2 separate regions of the Homo sapiens genome follow, and region 2 is linked to region 1. A link is a contact called in ENCODE Hi-C or POLR2A ChIA-PET data. All regions are on one chromosome and are shown on one strand. The core of a region is the stretch at or near the end of the contact, and the rest is flanking DNA. Distances in the headings are between cores, read along the strand shown. Region 1 has its middle 23 kb from the start of SERPINB1. Region 2 has its middle 3.6 kb from the start of MIR4645.

The links. Hi-C counts contacts between places; a loop is a spot of excess contacts on that map. ChIA-PET counts read pairs that join two places held with the same protein, here RNA polymerase II (POLR2A). Pooled maps may share reads with other maps.
Region 2: a loop to region 1 is called in a pooled map, with 5 times the contacts of the local background. The contact joins two enhancer-like sites. A Hi-C loop is called at or near these places in 10 of 168 maps with a recorded cell type or tissue (Caco-2, HCT116, HepG2 and 7 more), 1 of 37 single-sample maps with no recorded cell type and 12 of 50 pooled maps. POLR2A ChIA-PET finds 5 or more read pairs at or near these places in 25 of 52 experiments (A673, AG04450, BJ and 19 more).

What each region holds. Positions count from the first base shown.
Region 1 is chr6:2,816,070-2,820,838 of GRCh38, forward strand. No RefSeq gene overlaps it. Among named protein-coding and RNA genes, the nearest start is that of SERPINB1, 23 kb to the right of the region's middle. Within about 2 kb of position 2,627, at least 9 of the 41 ENCODE cell types and tissues checked have a DNase peak (open chromatin) inside an H3K27ac peak, as active enhancers do; they include PC-3 and endothelial cell of umbilical vein, where a contact is called at or near this core.
Region 2 is chr6:2,855,371-2,860,139 of GRCh38, forward strand. It overlaps the pseudogene SERPINB9P1. Among named protein-coding and RNA genes, the nearest start is that of MIR4645, 3.6 kb to the left of the region's middle. RefSeq lists enhancers at 1-23, 3,209-3,788. Within about 2 kb of position 2,286, at least 23 of the 41 ENCODE cell types and tissues checked have a DNase peak (open chromatin) inside an H3K27ac peak, as active enhancers do; they include PC-3 and endothelial cell of umbilical vein, where a contact is called at or near this core.

The DNA.
Region 1 (4,769 bases), core at 1,377-3,876:
CCCAAGCAATCCTCCTACCTCCACCTCTCAAAGTGCTGAGGTTACAGGTATGAGCCACTAGAAAGAGAAGAGATGCCCTCTCTTCTCTTTCTAGATTGTTGAAAGTAGAGTATTAGTATGAATAGATGTTTAATTTTTGAACACTTCTTCTGTATCCAGATGATCATATTGAGATAGTCATGAACATAGTATTTTGTTTTTAATCTGTCAATATGGTGAATTGCCTTCATTTTTTTTATTGTGCTTTGATTGATTTCTGAGTGTCAAACCAACCTTGCATTCCTGAGGTAAACCCCATTGGATCACCAGGTATTATCTTTTTGTATATTGCTGTGTTTGACTTGCTAAAATCTAACTAATAATTTTTGCATCTGCATCATAATATATCTTAGTGTCTAGTATTCCTTTCTTGTAATGTCTTTGGTTTTGGTATCATGGTAATATTGGCCTTGTATAATTAGTGGGAAGTGTTTCATTCTTTTCAACTTTCTGGGAGAGTTTATATAAAATTATTATTTATTCTTTAAATTTTCAGTAGAATTCAGCAATGAAAGTATCTGGGCCTGGAGTTCTCTTGATGGGAAGATGTTTAGTTACAAATTCAACTCCTTTAATTGATAGTTAGGGTATTGATTTATTTTTAGTGAGCTTTGATAGTTATATTTCAATAAATGTACTCATTCATCAAAGTTGTTGAATTAGTGTTAGTACAAAGTTTGTAATTATATTTTCTTATTGTCTGTAGAATATCTTGTGATGTCCTTTGTTTCATTTCTGATATGTGAAATTTGCGTCTTTTTTTCCTGTTCAATCTGGCTAGAGATTTATCAATTTTATTTCTATTCTTAGAGAACCAGCTTCTAGCTTTGTTGATTTTCTCTATTTTTTTAGTCTGCTTTCTATTTGATTGACTTCAGCTCTTATATTTATTATTTCCTTCTTCTCCTTACTTTGGGATTATTTTTCTTTTCTAACTTCTAAGCATAGAAGCTTAGATCATCAATTTGAGACCTTTCTTTTTTCTATCATAGACATTTGATACTTTAATTTCCCTCTAAGCATTACTTTAGCTGCATACCATGAATTTTGATATGTCATTTTTTTCACTTTAAAAATTAAATTCACTTCAAAGTGCTTTTTGATTTATTTTCATTTCCTCTCCTGTGGGTTACTTTAGAGTGCATTGTTTGGTTTTTACATAGAGGATTTTTCTAGATATCTTTCTGTTACTGATTTCTATTGTAATTCTATTGTGGTCAGAAAAAACTTTTTATGATTTGTATAATTTTAAATGTATTAAGACTCGTTTTGTGGTCCAAAATATGGTGTATCTTGCTCAGTGTCCCATGTACCTTGAGAAAAATGTGTATTCTGCTGTTGTTGGATAGACAGAGTGTTCTATACATGTCAATGAGGTCAATTTGGTTGGTAGTGTTGTTCAAGTCTTCTGTATCTTTACTGATTTTCTGTCTGTTTGTTCTTTCATTTATTGAGAGACATGTACTACAATCTCTTACTATAATAGTGGGTTTATCTGTCTCTTCTTTCAGTTCTTTCAGTTTTTGCTCGATGTATTTTGATCTTTTGTTATGTGCATGGACTAGAATTGGTTTAGGAGGAAGAGAATCTGTAGTTCTTTATAGCTTTGTGGTTGATGAGGATTGGGTGCTGGTGAAGAAGAAGGAGGAATCAAAATAAGTCTGTATTGTCTGGTATCTGTGCATTCAGGTATTTATGTAAGTCATTAGAAAACTAGGGTGCTCAAATTAGGGACAGTCTTAGGGCCAGTGTTTTCTCCAAAGTCTGTGCTTCAGGCCTGTTATTTTGTCATTTTATCCAGAGTGCAGTGCCTTCATTCTGTCTTTCTTGCCACTCATATTTCACTCTCAGATTCTTCATTCCTACAAAGATATAAATGACTAATCTTTACTAAGATGTAAAAGGTGGCTAAAGACCATCATTCCTGTAGTAAGCATTTTTATAGTAAAGAAGACTCAAGATTTTAAGGTAACAGGGTGTAGCTTAGCCATGGAATTTCAGGCATTAGTCAGAGTTACATAAGCAAGATCTCCGGAAGCAGAGGAACTGGACTCCTCCGGGAACAGCTATAGACTATCAACATTTCTTCTTGGCTTAGATGAGCCTGGTTTCAGGTACAATAAACACTCAGTGTTCCCAAATCCTCCAACATTTTTACCACTATAAAAAGGAAACACGCCTTGTTGATTTGTGTTGAAAATTCAAAGGTTATCATAACCTTCCTGCTCTCCAGGAAAATCCAGTTCTGACCAAATCACTTACAGCACATGAACCTGAACGCTGAAAGTTTATTTTTGCTTTCCCCCAGTATAACTGCTTGCTCTGCCACAGACCTCACAGGTGGCATTTTCAAAAATCATTAGGAATTTTGACCCATAATGCTTCAAACTCAAACCAAAGCTGAGACTGCAGAAATAGCAGTAAAATATCCAGCATCTTATCTTATAATTAAGCTTGATGAATCTATCACTTTTTACTTCTGCTGCCTCATAATTCAGGAATGTAAAGGGACTTTATTTTGTGTGGGAGAGAGCAGAATATGGATAGATTTGCTGAAGTTACTGAGACAATGATAAGAGGAGAAATGAAATCAACAAGGAAGCTGTTGCCCGGCAACATGGTTGGTTTCAAAGAGACAGAGCAACCTTCGGTAATAACCATGAGCAATCTATGAAAATAACTCATGAATCCCTGAGTTAGAAAATATATATGTTGTGATTGGGTTAGGCTAAATACTTCCCCCAAAGAACCAAAGCATCTAGCTGTCCCGTTCTGTTCCATAAATATGAACTGTGCTTCCTGCCTAGGATCCCTCCCATTTGGAGTGCAGTCTCTGCCAGCTGGGACATTTTGTGGCTTTTGTATTTTTATATTTTGTTTTTATTACAAACCTGGTCTGTGTGTAATATTTTTACTCAGCACAATGAACTGCAGTGATGTGATGTATCCAAATTATGCCAGATACCTTGTTTTGCCTGCCTGGTGAAGCTTTGCTGGCTTGATCACCAGCATTTGGCCAGTGTGTCCCATCCCTTAACAGGACCATGAACACTAGTGAGGACCACAGGGTGGTATAGCTTGAAGGACCCTTACAGAACATTCTTCATTTTTGCCCATGGGGAATATGGCTTCTATGTCTGATACGCTAACGGCCATCTCCTTTTGCTCTTTGAGTCAACAGCTCCAAATAGAATCTGGTCTTTATGTCATACCCTGCCCTGTCTTTTTCCTCTGTTAAAGGACTCCTTGCCAGCAAGGACTCCACTATACTTATTCCTGGTCCCCAGCCACGAGCACAGTTTCCAGTATTCAGAAACATTAATACGTGGATCTGAGCAACAATCTTCAAGATGCGTAGTAGATTTTGGTCTGCCACAGGCTGCCTTAAGCACATGAAGAAGTGTCACACCTCCCTCACCAGCCTGAGTTATGCTGGGGGCAGTAAAGTGGGTAAGAGCACAGACTTTGCAAAAAACAACTAATGCTGGTGAGGCTGAGGAGAAAAGGGAAAATTTATACACTGCTGGTGAGAATGTGTATTAGTTCAGCCACTGTAGAAAGCAGCTTGGAGACTTCTCAAAGAACCTAAAACAGAACTACCAAGTGACCCAGCAATCCCATTAATGGGTATATACCCAAAGGAAAACAAATCAATCTATAAGACAGACACGTGCTCTCGGATGTTTATTGCAGCACTATTCATAATAGCAACGATATGGATTCAACCCAGGTGCCCATCAACAGTGGATTAGATAATGAAAATATGGTATACACACACCCCAAACCTAAGTATCATGCAATACATTCATGGAACAAACCTGCAGATGCACCCCTGAATCCAAAATAAAATTATTTTTTAAAGGATGAAAATAGATAAGTAAATACAAATTAAAAAAAGAAAAGAGCACAGGCTTTGGGGCCAGACAGTCTATGTTGAACCCTGGCCCTTTGTGACTGTTGGCAACGTGCCTAACATCGTGTGTCTCAGTGTCACCGTCCGTAAAATGAGGACGCAGGTCATACCCAATTCATCAGATTGTTGAGAGGATTAAATACGCTCCTAGAACTTAGAAAAGTTCCTGTCACTTCAGCACTTTGTAGTATGAGATATTATCTTCCTTTTAGAGTTCAATCTATGTCAATGTCATTGTTGATCATGTCAACGCAAAGCCTCCTCAGGGTGACAGATTGGAATTTGGAAGGGCTGTGCTCAAAACTAAAGCCAAAGGAAACAGGGAGTGGGTAGGTTTGGGGGAACACAGGCACCTTTCATTTTCTTTAGGGTTTTTACTTTCCTCCCATGATCCACTTGATTGCTGGCTTGGTGATTCTTAGCAAAATAAATTAAGCAATTGTTTGGCTTTTATTCACTGGGGTTTTCTATGTCAGTGCTGATTTTGACATATAATAAAAGTAAGCTTTTATTTTTTCTAAAAAGTAACAAGCAAAGAGGCCTTCCTGAGAGTTTGACGGATCATCATGACAAAACTGTGGTTCAACTGTTCAGGAAGAGAATGGTTTCCTGCTTAACTGGTGCTGGATTGCTCATATCTAGAAGGGTTTGTTAACATCCAAGAGAAAACAGCAGGCTAGGGAAAGAAAAACCAAAGATGGCTAGAATTTGCTACAAACTCGTATCCACCTAAAAGCCAAATATAGAACTTTAGTCCTAAAGGATTTACTTTCTTCACAAGGGTAGTTGGTCATTCAAAATAGATTGATCATGGACG
Region 2 (4,769 bases), core at 1,036-3,535, 39 kb after region 1:
GCGTGAAACCTCTTTATGGGGCTTGTGCGTTCTGACACTGTGACCGCCGAGGCCACAGCTGCCTTTGTTTCTTCCTCTCTGACCTCCATGAAGGGCTAGCGCACAAACTTGGACAGGGACGGCTCTATCTCTTGGGTGATATTCTGGAAAAGTCAGTCTTGACTTAGTCAAAGGCATCGGTAATTCCCCAACAGCTGAGAGCAGACTCCATGCTGCGGTTTTCTTGTAACTTGAATCGAGGAGACTTCCACATCTTTGCTATCCATTGCGCCTGGCTTTGTCCACTCGCTGACTTCTTCATATATAAGCTCATTTTCCACCTGGAAGAAAAGAGGAGAGAGCCTTAGGGCCCCAGCATTGGGTCCGCACCGAGGCCTACACTGCTCCCCCCATTCCCACCTAGGACCATGGCATCCCAGTCCTCTCTCCCTGTGGGAGGCTTTCACAGAGGTTCACATGGGCCCAGGCCACTATGATTTTCTGAGTCTCCTTGTTTAATAAAGAAAATGAAGTGCCAAATATTGTGGTATGTTTTAAAATTTTGTATTTAACAAGTGATCTTTCAAAAATGCAATGCAATCTAATTGCGCTATTCCGAAGTTAAGCATAGGATTTAGAAAACATTCTTATGGCATTTCTTTCATGGAACATGAGCTTAACTTTTATCATTAAAGTAATTTCTGTCCGTCTTTTCAGTGTATCTGTCTCTGTGACTCTAAGTATAGTAAGATTACTAGGAAATAATTTCAACATTTTAACTTTGAGGCCCTATGTGAGGCCCAAGATAAGCCCCACGCACCCCCATTCCCAGCCACAGGCTCTGCTGCCTGGCACCTCAAGGTCTGGACCCTGTACAGGGCTCCCACATGTCGACACAAGCTCCCATGTGTCACCTGTGCCTAGTAGAGAGGTGTATATTGCAACAAAAACTACAAATCAAAACAGGGCTGCAGCTCAAGAATCTTCAAGTTTCCTGTACCCCACCACTGGTTTAAGACAAGGATCAAGTTCATTTCAAGTAACTTATTAGTTACTAGTTAGTAATTGGTGGTAATTTCTTTTTTTTCTTTTTTTTTTAGATGGAGTCTCACCCTGTTGCCCAGGCTGGAGTGCAGTGGCACGATCTTGGCTCACTGCAAGCTCCACCTCCCGAGTTCAAGCCATTCTCCTGCCTCAGCCTCCCCAAGTATCTGGGACTACAGGTGCCTGCCACCATGCCTGGCTAATTTTTGTATTTCTAGTAGAGACAGGGTTTCAGCATGTTGGCCAGGCTGGTCTCGAACTCCTGACCTAAGGTGATCCACCCACCTTGGCCTCCCAAAGTGCTGAGATTACAGGCGTGAGCCACTGTACCCAGCCGATAATTTCATAGATTATCAGCTACCCTGCACATATTCATGTATTGCTTGTCAGTTGACAGGAAAGAGTCTTATCTTATTGGCCAAGAATTTAGCCGGCATCTTTGATCCCATCAGCAGTTTTGCACTTGATATTTGAGGAGTTTCAAAATGCTAGGAGGCTTTGATATTTTCTTTCACCTCAAAACGAAAATGAAACATGGTCCAAAAAGTTTGCGCTAAGACCAAATGGCCAGTGCAATTTGTACAAAGAGTTAACACTGTCCTTTTGGATTTTCAGAAAAAGAGCAAGTAACCTTTATGGAGACTGAAACCATAGCCATTTCCATGGAAGGTTGGGGCAAGAAGCCCTATTTTCAATTTGCTCACACAGAGGCTCTTCATGGGAAGGCCAGACTGCCATGGATGAAACATACAGCGGGGATGTATCCGAACACCGTCTCCTGGCCTGTGAAACAGACCAAGAAGTCCCCTTGGAGTTAGAGGGGCCTCTGTGAGCCCTGAGAGATGCTGCAGCCCAAGGAAGACATGGGAGGAGGCACTAAGCAGTGTCCCAGGAAGTCACATAAAGAAAACATCATTGGCTGCGCTGCTGCAAATCTGTGTCTGGGAGTTTGGGCCAGGGTGAGAGGGTCGCAGGCTCTGGGCGAGGTTTAGGAAGCAGGAAAGAGGAGTGGACCCGCTGGAAGCCAGAGGACAAGGTGGACGGGGTACAAGGAAAGGGGTCCGCCAAGGGCAGCCTGGGAGGACCCTCCTTGATCATGAAAAAAATGAGCAAACGGACACAAATGTCTTTTCAAAAAAGATGCCAAAGGTTGGCCTCAGCAAAGTCCCCTGAAGCATCCCCTTCTTGCTTTCCCTGAGAAGCTAGATTCTGCGTGTGGGGTGGGGCATCCGGACTTGGTGGCTTTCCTTCTGAGCTTTCCCCACCTGAGTCATCTGCAAAGGGCAAGGCTGCAGGCGGGAGAGGCCGGTGTGATGTGACCGCCAGCCACGGTCCCCACACCCCTCTCTGAGGGCTGTCCCCTCCACCTCATGCCATGACAGGAAACTTTATGACCTGTTCACTAAAAAATCACTTAAGGATTGGAAAGCACCTGTCTATAAATAAAGGCAAGGGGGCTGCCATTTTAAAATTGGGGGTGAGACTGGTCGTGTGCTCTCGAGTGGGCGGGGACTTACAGTAACTCAGAGGCAGGGCAGTTCAGGAGCTGTACATGAGCAGAGGCCCGGGTGCTTGGAGGCCGGCCAGCGTTGGTGGGCCTTCCTGAGGACAGGGTATTTGAGACATACAACAACAGACATAAGCAAGGTTATGATAAAGCTGCAAACCGTTTTCCTGTTTTCATGGGGGCGTAAAGCTAAAGCAGCACTGAATTAACTCTCGAAGTGGGAGGAGAGATCACTGTTGAGGCGGGAGAGGGGATATGGAAAAGTCTGCGTTAGGACTCAGCTGTGTCTGCCGCCAAGGCAAGGGTAACTAATAGATAACAGGCCTTAAGAATTGCTATCTTTGCTCCTCTTCCTGTCTCCCCCTCTCCCTCCCCCTCCCCCTTCCACCCTGTTTCTCCCTTCCTCTCACCCCCTCTCTGCTTCCTGTACTTTTTTTTTTTTTTTTTTTGAGCCAGAGGCTTGCTTTGTTTCCCAGCCTGGAGTGCAGTGGCGGGATCTGGGCTCACTGCGACCTCTGCCTCCCGGGTTCAAGCAATTCTCCTGCCTCAGCCTCCCGAGTAGCTGGGATTACAGGCACACGCAACCATGCCTGGCTAATTTTTGTAATGTTAGTAGAGATGGGGTTTCACCATATTGGTCAGGCTGGTCTTGATCTCTTGACCTTGTGATCTGCCCACCCCAGCCTCCCAAAGTGCTGGGATTACAGGCATAAGCCACCATGCCTGGTCTCTTCTTTCTTTCATCTGGCTTCTAGAAAAAGAAAGTTCTGCCTCAAGGCCTGGGAAAAATAGTTTGGTTTCATTTTGTTTTTCTCCAGCTGACAGTGGTTCTCTGAGTGAATGCCCCTTTCTCATGGCCCCACCTCTGTTTGACCCACCCTACCTCTTCCCCACACCCAAACCAGCCTCCTTCTGCTGCCAGATCATCCTCGGAGCCAGAGATCCCCGCTGGTTTGGACAATAAACATTTGTTGTGCACTTTCTATTACAGTGCCAAATATCAGGTTAGGTTCTGGGGAGATGAGAAAGGATTAAGCAGTGTCCCAGCCTCCAAGGAGATCATGTGACTCCACTGATCATAAATGATGGCCCTGGAAAAAGTTCCAACTCCTCTTCAGTATGGCTCCAGCTGAATGGCTCTGTCCCCTGCCCCTTCTCTGTCTGGGCTGGTCCCTCTGGTAACTGTCTTATGGGTCTTCTCCCTCCACACCGTCGCTCATGCAGGCCCTTCAGTGTAGTACAGCCTCACAGATGCTCAGCTCAGCAGCCCTTTGCTTGAGCTTTTGGGTTTAACCTCCATCCTCTTCCTGTTGTCTGTATCTCTGCGTCATCAAACATCTAAATTTAAGTCTCCTATCTGTGTGATCTTAGACAAGTGTCTAGTGTCAAGTGTCTAGTGGACAAAGGTTTCTAAACCTTTGTCCTCCATTCCTCATTTGTGAAAGGAAGGTAATGGCTTCCGCTTTGTCCATGGCTTAGAGTTGTTCTAAAAATCAAATAACATGATAAATAAATTTAAAAAAAAACAAGTAAGATAACAAGGGCTGGTCCAGATGTGGAGGAAGGGAACACCTGCACACTGTTGCTGGGAATTTAAATTAGTACAAGCATTCAGGGAAACAGTATGGAAGTCCCGCAAAAAATTAAAAATAGAATTACCGTATGATCCAGCAATTTCACTACTGGGTATATCTCCAAAGGAAATGAAATCCTTACCTTGAAGTGGTATCTACACTCCCATGTTCATTGGAGCACTATTCACAATGGCCAAGATATGAAAACAAGCCAAGTGTCTGTCCATGAATGAATGGCTACAGAAAGTGTGGTATACATATATCTGGTGGAATATTATCCAATCTTAAAAAAAAATTGTCATTTTCGACATGGATGAACTTAGAAAACATTATGCTAAGTGAAATAAACCAGGCCCAGGCACAGAAAGACAAATACTGAATGATTTCATTGATATCTGGAATCTAAACTAGAACTCATGAAAGCAGAGAGTAGAAAGCGGCTTGCCTGGGGCTGGGGAACACGGGAATGGGGAGACGTTGGTCAAAGTGGGAGGTGACAGCGTGCTGGCAGTTCTCAGAGCCCTCTCTTGCTCTCGGCACCTCCTCTGCCTGGGATCCCACTTTGGTGGCATTTGAGGAGCCCTTCGGCCCCCCCACTGCACTGTGGGAGCCCCTTTCTGGGCTGGCCAAGGCTGGAGCCCACTCCCTCAGCTTGCAGGGAGGTG